Linked DNA regions of Homo sapiens: region 2 is linked to region 1. Evidence: read pairs that join two places in POLR2A ChIA-PET (ENCODE). Cell type or tissue: CD4-positive, alpha-beta T cell. All regions are shown on one strand.

The links. ChIA-PET counts read pairs that join two places held together with the same protein. Peaks named below come from ENCODE experiments on the same cell type or tissue, not always from the same donor. Only the 100,000 strongest peaks of a DNase experiment are listed, where the experiment ranks them.
Region 2: POLR2A ChIA-PET joins it to region 1 with 6 read pairs; 2 of 35 experiments call an interaction of 5 or more read pairs at or near these places.

The regions. Positions count from the first base shown.
Region 1 is chr3:150,585,612-150,588,111 of GRCh38, forward strand. EIF2A (eukaryotic translation initiation factor 2A) reads left to right here. Exons shown (of 14, transcript NM_032025.5): 14 at 1-405. All of the region lies in intron 1 of LOC124900547 (a long non-coding RNA gene), which reads right to left. Among named protein-coding and RNA genes, the nearest start is that of SELENOT, 16 kb to the right of the region's middle. In CD4-positive, alpha-beta T cell, no CTCF peak of the experiment used is centred here; no DNase peak of the experiment used is centred here.
Region 2 is chr3:150,384,063-150,386,562 of GRCh38, forward strand. No RefSeq gene overlaps it. Among named protein-coding and RNA genes, the nearest start is that of TSC22D2, 23 kb to the right of the region's middle. RefSeq lists enhancers at 567-816, 1,189-1,358, 1,417-1,726. In CD4-positive, alpha-beta T cell, a CTCF peak has its summit at 1,048; DNase peaks (open chromatin) are centred at 1,009 and 1,489; H3K4me3 peaks cover 683 bases; H3K27ac peaks cover 563 bases.

The DNA.
Region 1 (2,500 bases):
GAAAACCCTGACTAATACAGATTAGCTATGTATTAGGTAATACATAATGCCTAATACATAACTAATATATGGACAGGAAGTTAATAGACTGACTGTGCCACCTTAAAACTCGTATGTTGAAGCCCTAACCTCCAACGTGGTGGTATTGGGAGATGGGCCTTTTGGAAGGTAAGTGTGTTTGAATGAGGTGAAGAGGTTGGGGACTTCGTGATGGGATTATTGTCCTTACAAGAAAAGACACCAGAGAGCTTGTTCTGTCTCTTTGGGCCATGTGAAGACATGGTGAGAAAGCAGCCAGCTGTAAGCCAGAGAGTCCTCACCAGAACCTAACCATGCTGGTGATATCCTCATCTCAGACTTCTAACCTCCAGAACTGTGAGAAAATAAACTTCTTTGTTTAAACCACCTAGTCTGGTATTTTGTTACGGCAGCCTGAGCAGACCAATATAGATTGTATAAATTTCAGTTTGTTTAAAAGGACAGGCCGGGTGTGGTGGCTCACGCCTATAATCCCAGCACTTTGGGAGGCAGAGGCGGGCGGATCACAAGGTCAGGAGATCGAGACCATCCTGGCTAACACAGTGAAACCCCGTCTCTACTAAAAATACAAAAAATTAGCCGGGCGTGGTGGCGGGTGCCTGTAGTCCCAGCTACTCGGGAGGCTGAGGCAGGAGAATGGCCTGAACCCGGGAGGCGGAGCTTGCAGTGAGCCGAGATCGTGCCACTGCACTCCAGCCTGGGCAACAGAGCGAGACTCCGTCTCAAGAAAAAAAAAAAAAAAAAAAAAAAGTAAAGGACAACTAATGAATCAAGGAAGACTTTATGGGAAAAAGTAAGATTTAACATGCTCTAAATAGAAAAATGGTTTGCTTTTTTTTTTTAAGGTTTAACGTGTTTATCATGGTTGGCAGCTAAGTAGAGGAAGAGCCAAGTCCAGAATCTAACATTTGGACTTCCCCTCATTTAAACAGTGGCGTTTTGCCACGTTGCCCAGACTGGTCTCAAACTCCTCAGCTCAAACAATCTGCCCACCTCGTCCTCCCAAGATGCTGGGATTACAGTCATGAGCCACTGCAGCCAGCCTACATTTTTAAATGGTTGGAAAATCAAAAGATTATTTGATGACATGTGAAAATGGTATAAAACTGTGAAATCTATTGTCCATAAGTAAAGTTTTCTTTGAACACATCCATGCTCACTCGTTAACTTATTTTCCATGGCTGCTTTCATGCTGCAACTGCAGAGTTGAGTATTTCCAACAGGTCATGTTTTTGCAATGCCTAAAACATATACTCTCTGGCATTTTACAGAAAAATATTGCTAATTCCTTTGTATTCTGTAGAAGAATACAAAATAACATGGAAATAACCACATAATTATGTTGCTTCTTGTATTCTCCACTATATAAACTCCTAGAAGTGGAATTCTTGAGTCATGTCACATTAGAAAATTTAGGCCAGGCACTAATTTAGGCTCATGCCTGTAATCCCAGCACTTTATAAGACTGAGGCTGGAGGATCACTTGAGCCCAGAAGATTGAGGCTGCAGAGAGCCATGATCATGCCACTACACTCCAGCCTGGGTGACAGAGAAAGACCCTGCCTCCAAAACAACAACAAAATGTAAATACTTTTTGTTGTTACTATTATCATCATCATCTTTATTTTACTTGCTGATTTTCTCCTTCACTATGTTTGGGGTTTTTTTACTCAATTTATTTTCACATTTGGTACTGTTATTACTCTGAGACTGTTGTTTTTATTTAGTGGAAGCATAATCAAGTTAAGTGAATCAGATGTGACTCCGCAATTGGCATTTTAACATCTAAATTTGGGACAGAGTCTTGCTCTGTTACCCAGGCTGGAGTGCAGTGGCTCGATCTCAGCTCACTGCAACCTCTGCCTCCTGGGCTCAAGCAATTCTCGCGCCTCAGCCTCCGAGTAGCTGAGATTACGGGCATGCACCACCACGCCTGGCTAATTTTTGTATTTTTAGTAGTAGAGACGGGATTTCACCATGTTGGCCAGGCTGGTCTCCAACTTCTGGCCTCAAGTGATCCGCCTGCCTCGGCCTCCCAAGCTTTGGGATTACAGGCATGAGCCACTGCTCCTGGCCTTAAACTTTGTTTAAAAAAAGAAATAAAGCAATGGGCCAGATTGGTTTTGACACAGATTGAACAATTTAAACATTTATTGCTCAAAAGATTAATGAAGATCATGGGCCACTAATCTGCTTCAGACAAACTGTTAAACCAGTTTTTAAAAAACTAAATTGAACATTTTCTGAATTTATACCCCTTGCCAAGTAAAAAATAATACACATACATTCCAAAATAAATTTAATATCAGAAATTCTGTGATGTTTATGTTGCAATCCAAAAAGGTGAAAAGGTAAGATGTTGAGTTTTCCAAAAGTAAATTATAAGGTGAGCATTTTATCCTTGGCTTTTCAGCTCTCTATGGAAAGATACAATCCATTAATAGTCATAGACCTGCTGACT
Region 2 (2,500 bases), 200 kb before region 1:
CCTTCAATGGTCTGGAAAATTGTGTCAAAATGTCAACCTGATATCAAATACATCTTATATGAAATAGATTATTGAGGTGCTGTGAAGTAGCCTTGGATAAATATGGTCAAGAACAAACTGCCTCTTCAATATCAGGAACTTCCTGCTTTAGAAAGTATCTGAAAAACTGCCTCAGTTTGCCTATAAATCCTAGCACAGCAATAGTTTACCTGACAATTGGACATTTTAAATACCACATCAGAAGTCCAGTGAAATGCATTTTAATAAGTCACAGGATACCCCAGCTTTCTTCTAATATAAGAAGTAAATTAAAAAAAAAAAAAGCAGCCTGGGCAACATGGGAAAACCCGGTCTTTACAAAAAATACAAAAATTAGCCGGGCATAGTGGTGTGTGCCTATAATCCCATCTACTCGAGAGGCTGAGGTGGGAGGATTGCTTGAGACTGGGAGGTCAGGGCTGCAATGAGCCATGATCGCGCCACTGCACTCCAGCCTGAACAACAGATCCAGACCCTGTCTCAGAAAAAATAACAATAAAAAAAAGAAAGAAAGAAATGAGAGTAAATGTTTTCTCATTCTGTCCTTCTCTTCTCCTTCTTTGCTTGTCTCTTCTCTCTCCCTTTTCTTTTCTTCTCTTCCTCTTTTTCTTCCCTTTCCCTATTTAATCTCAGTCATGCGATCGCCAGTGAGGCTAGAAAGTTTTAAGTTTAGTTCTCCTAGTGTTTGAAACACAAGCTGAAGTGAAGGCCCTTGTTATAACTGGGAAATTAGCCTCCAGCCTCTCTAAAATTGGAAGTGCAGAGAGAGAAGGGAAAGTGAACAAGTATCTGTTTCTTCTTCCCTCTCCCGCTCCAGCCCCTCCCCCTTAGTTCTCCAACCCGGGCCTCACTATAGGTCAAAATGAATGCAGCTGCCCAACACTGTGATGCGAGCTCGTTCACACTGACGGACACTTTTCTCATGTTCACGTGGTAGGTCACAGAGCAGTAGGGGAAAGGGAAGTGGTGATGCAGTATCTACTACCTACGCTAGGGGTAGGGGACCAGAAAGTTGCTAGGGGAAAAAAAAATATTCGAACAGTGAAATGGAGCGTGTAACAAAGTGGAGGAGAGTGACTCTTTGAACCGCTATGGTGGCAGGAAGAGCAAATCAGGTGCTGTGTTACAAAAGAACAGGGAAAAAATGTACAAGTGAGATGGTATATATCCAAGTTATTTGAAGACCCTGAAATCCTTCAAATATTAGAGATTATAGCTATGATGCTAAATGCCTTAGGGACTTTCAGAAGAGCTTGTATATTTAAAAGGGGTGCAAAACCTCGAAAATTTATAGGCATCCTAGAAAGTCCCCCAACAGAAACTCTGAAACCTGCATCGAGACTTCCCATTTTACAGTACAAGGAAGGTGGGGGTAGGGGATGGGGTGGTTTCCACCGGGCCCAGCAAAAAAAAGCAGAAAGGTCACCTCCTCCCAATCTGCAAGTATCTGAAATCCCCTCATGGAGGATTGTGACATGAGGCTGAAAGACTCAGAGCACACAGGATGAGACCTCAGGCCAGAGCCAGGTCAGCTCAGCTCGCAAAAGAAGGGTGGGAAGTTCCTACTCTGGTGCTGCTGGCACACCATCCCCCAGAATGGAGGCAGGAGTGGGAGGCAGGCTGCCTGGCAGAACTAGGTGGAGAGGGAAGAAAATGGCCTGAGAATGCTGACTAGATTTGAGTATTTGATGTCTGAAGGGGATTTGGGGTGAGGCAGGGAACAAATGACTTGAAAAGAAAACCACGAAGGCAGATGAAAGACACAAGATAGAAGAGGGGAGGCTAACTATAAGAAAGTGATTGTGGGCAGGTTGAGAGATAGCCATTGGGACAAAAGAAAGTGGTCAGTGAGGGCGAGGAAGGAAGAAATCAGCCTCAGAAGGAGCAGAATTCACACCAGTCTGAAGCCCAAATCTGAAATAGATTCACACATTATTCAAGCCCAAGAGTTGTGGTTTGGGGTGCCCTTATATGGGGCTGGGGGGAGGTGGCAGGAGGGGTTCTTTTTAAATAAATGAACCATAAATGATTCAAAAGATTTTTTTAACTTTTTATTATGAAAAATTGAGCATACAAAAAAGTAAGCAGAATATAATAATGACCTTCATGTACCCAGTACTCTGATCCAACAATTGTCTAATCCTGGTCAATCATGTCATTCAACCACAGCCATTTTCCCGCTTCTCATATTAGTTTTTTTTTTTTTTTTTTTAATTATTGTAGTAATGGCTGGGCACGGTGGCTCACACCTGTAATCCCAGTACTTTGGGAGGCTGAGGCGGGCCGATCACAAGGTCAGGAGTTTGAGACCAGCCTGGCCAACATGGTGAAACCCCATTTCTACCAAAAATACAAAATTATCTGGGTGTGGTTGTGCACACCTGTAATCCCAGTTACTCAGGAGGCTGAGGCAGCAGAATCGCTGGAACCCGGGAGGCAGAGGTTACAGTGAGCTGAGATC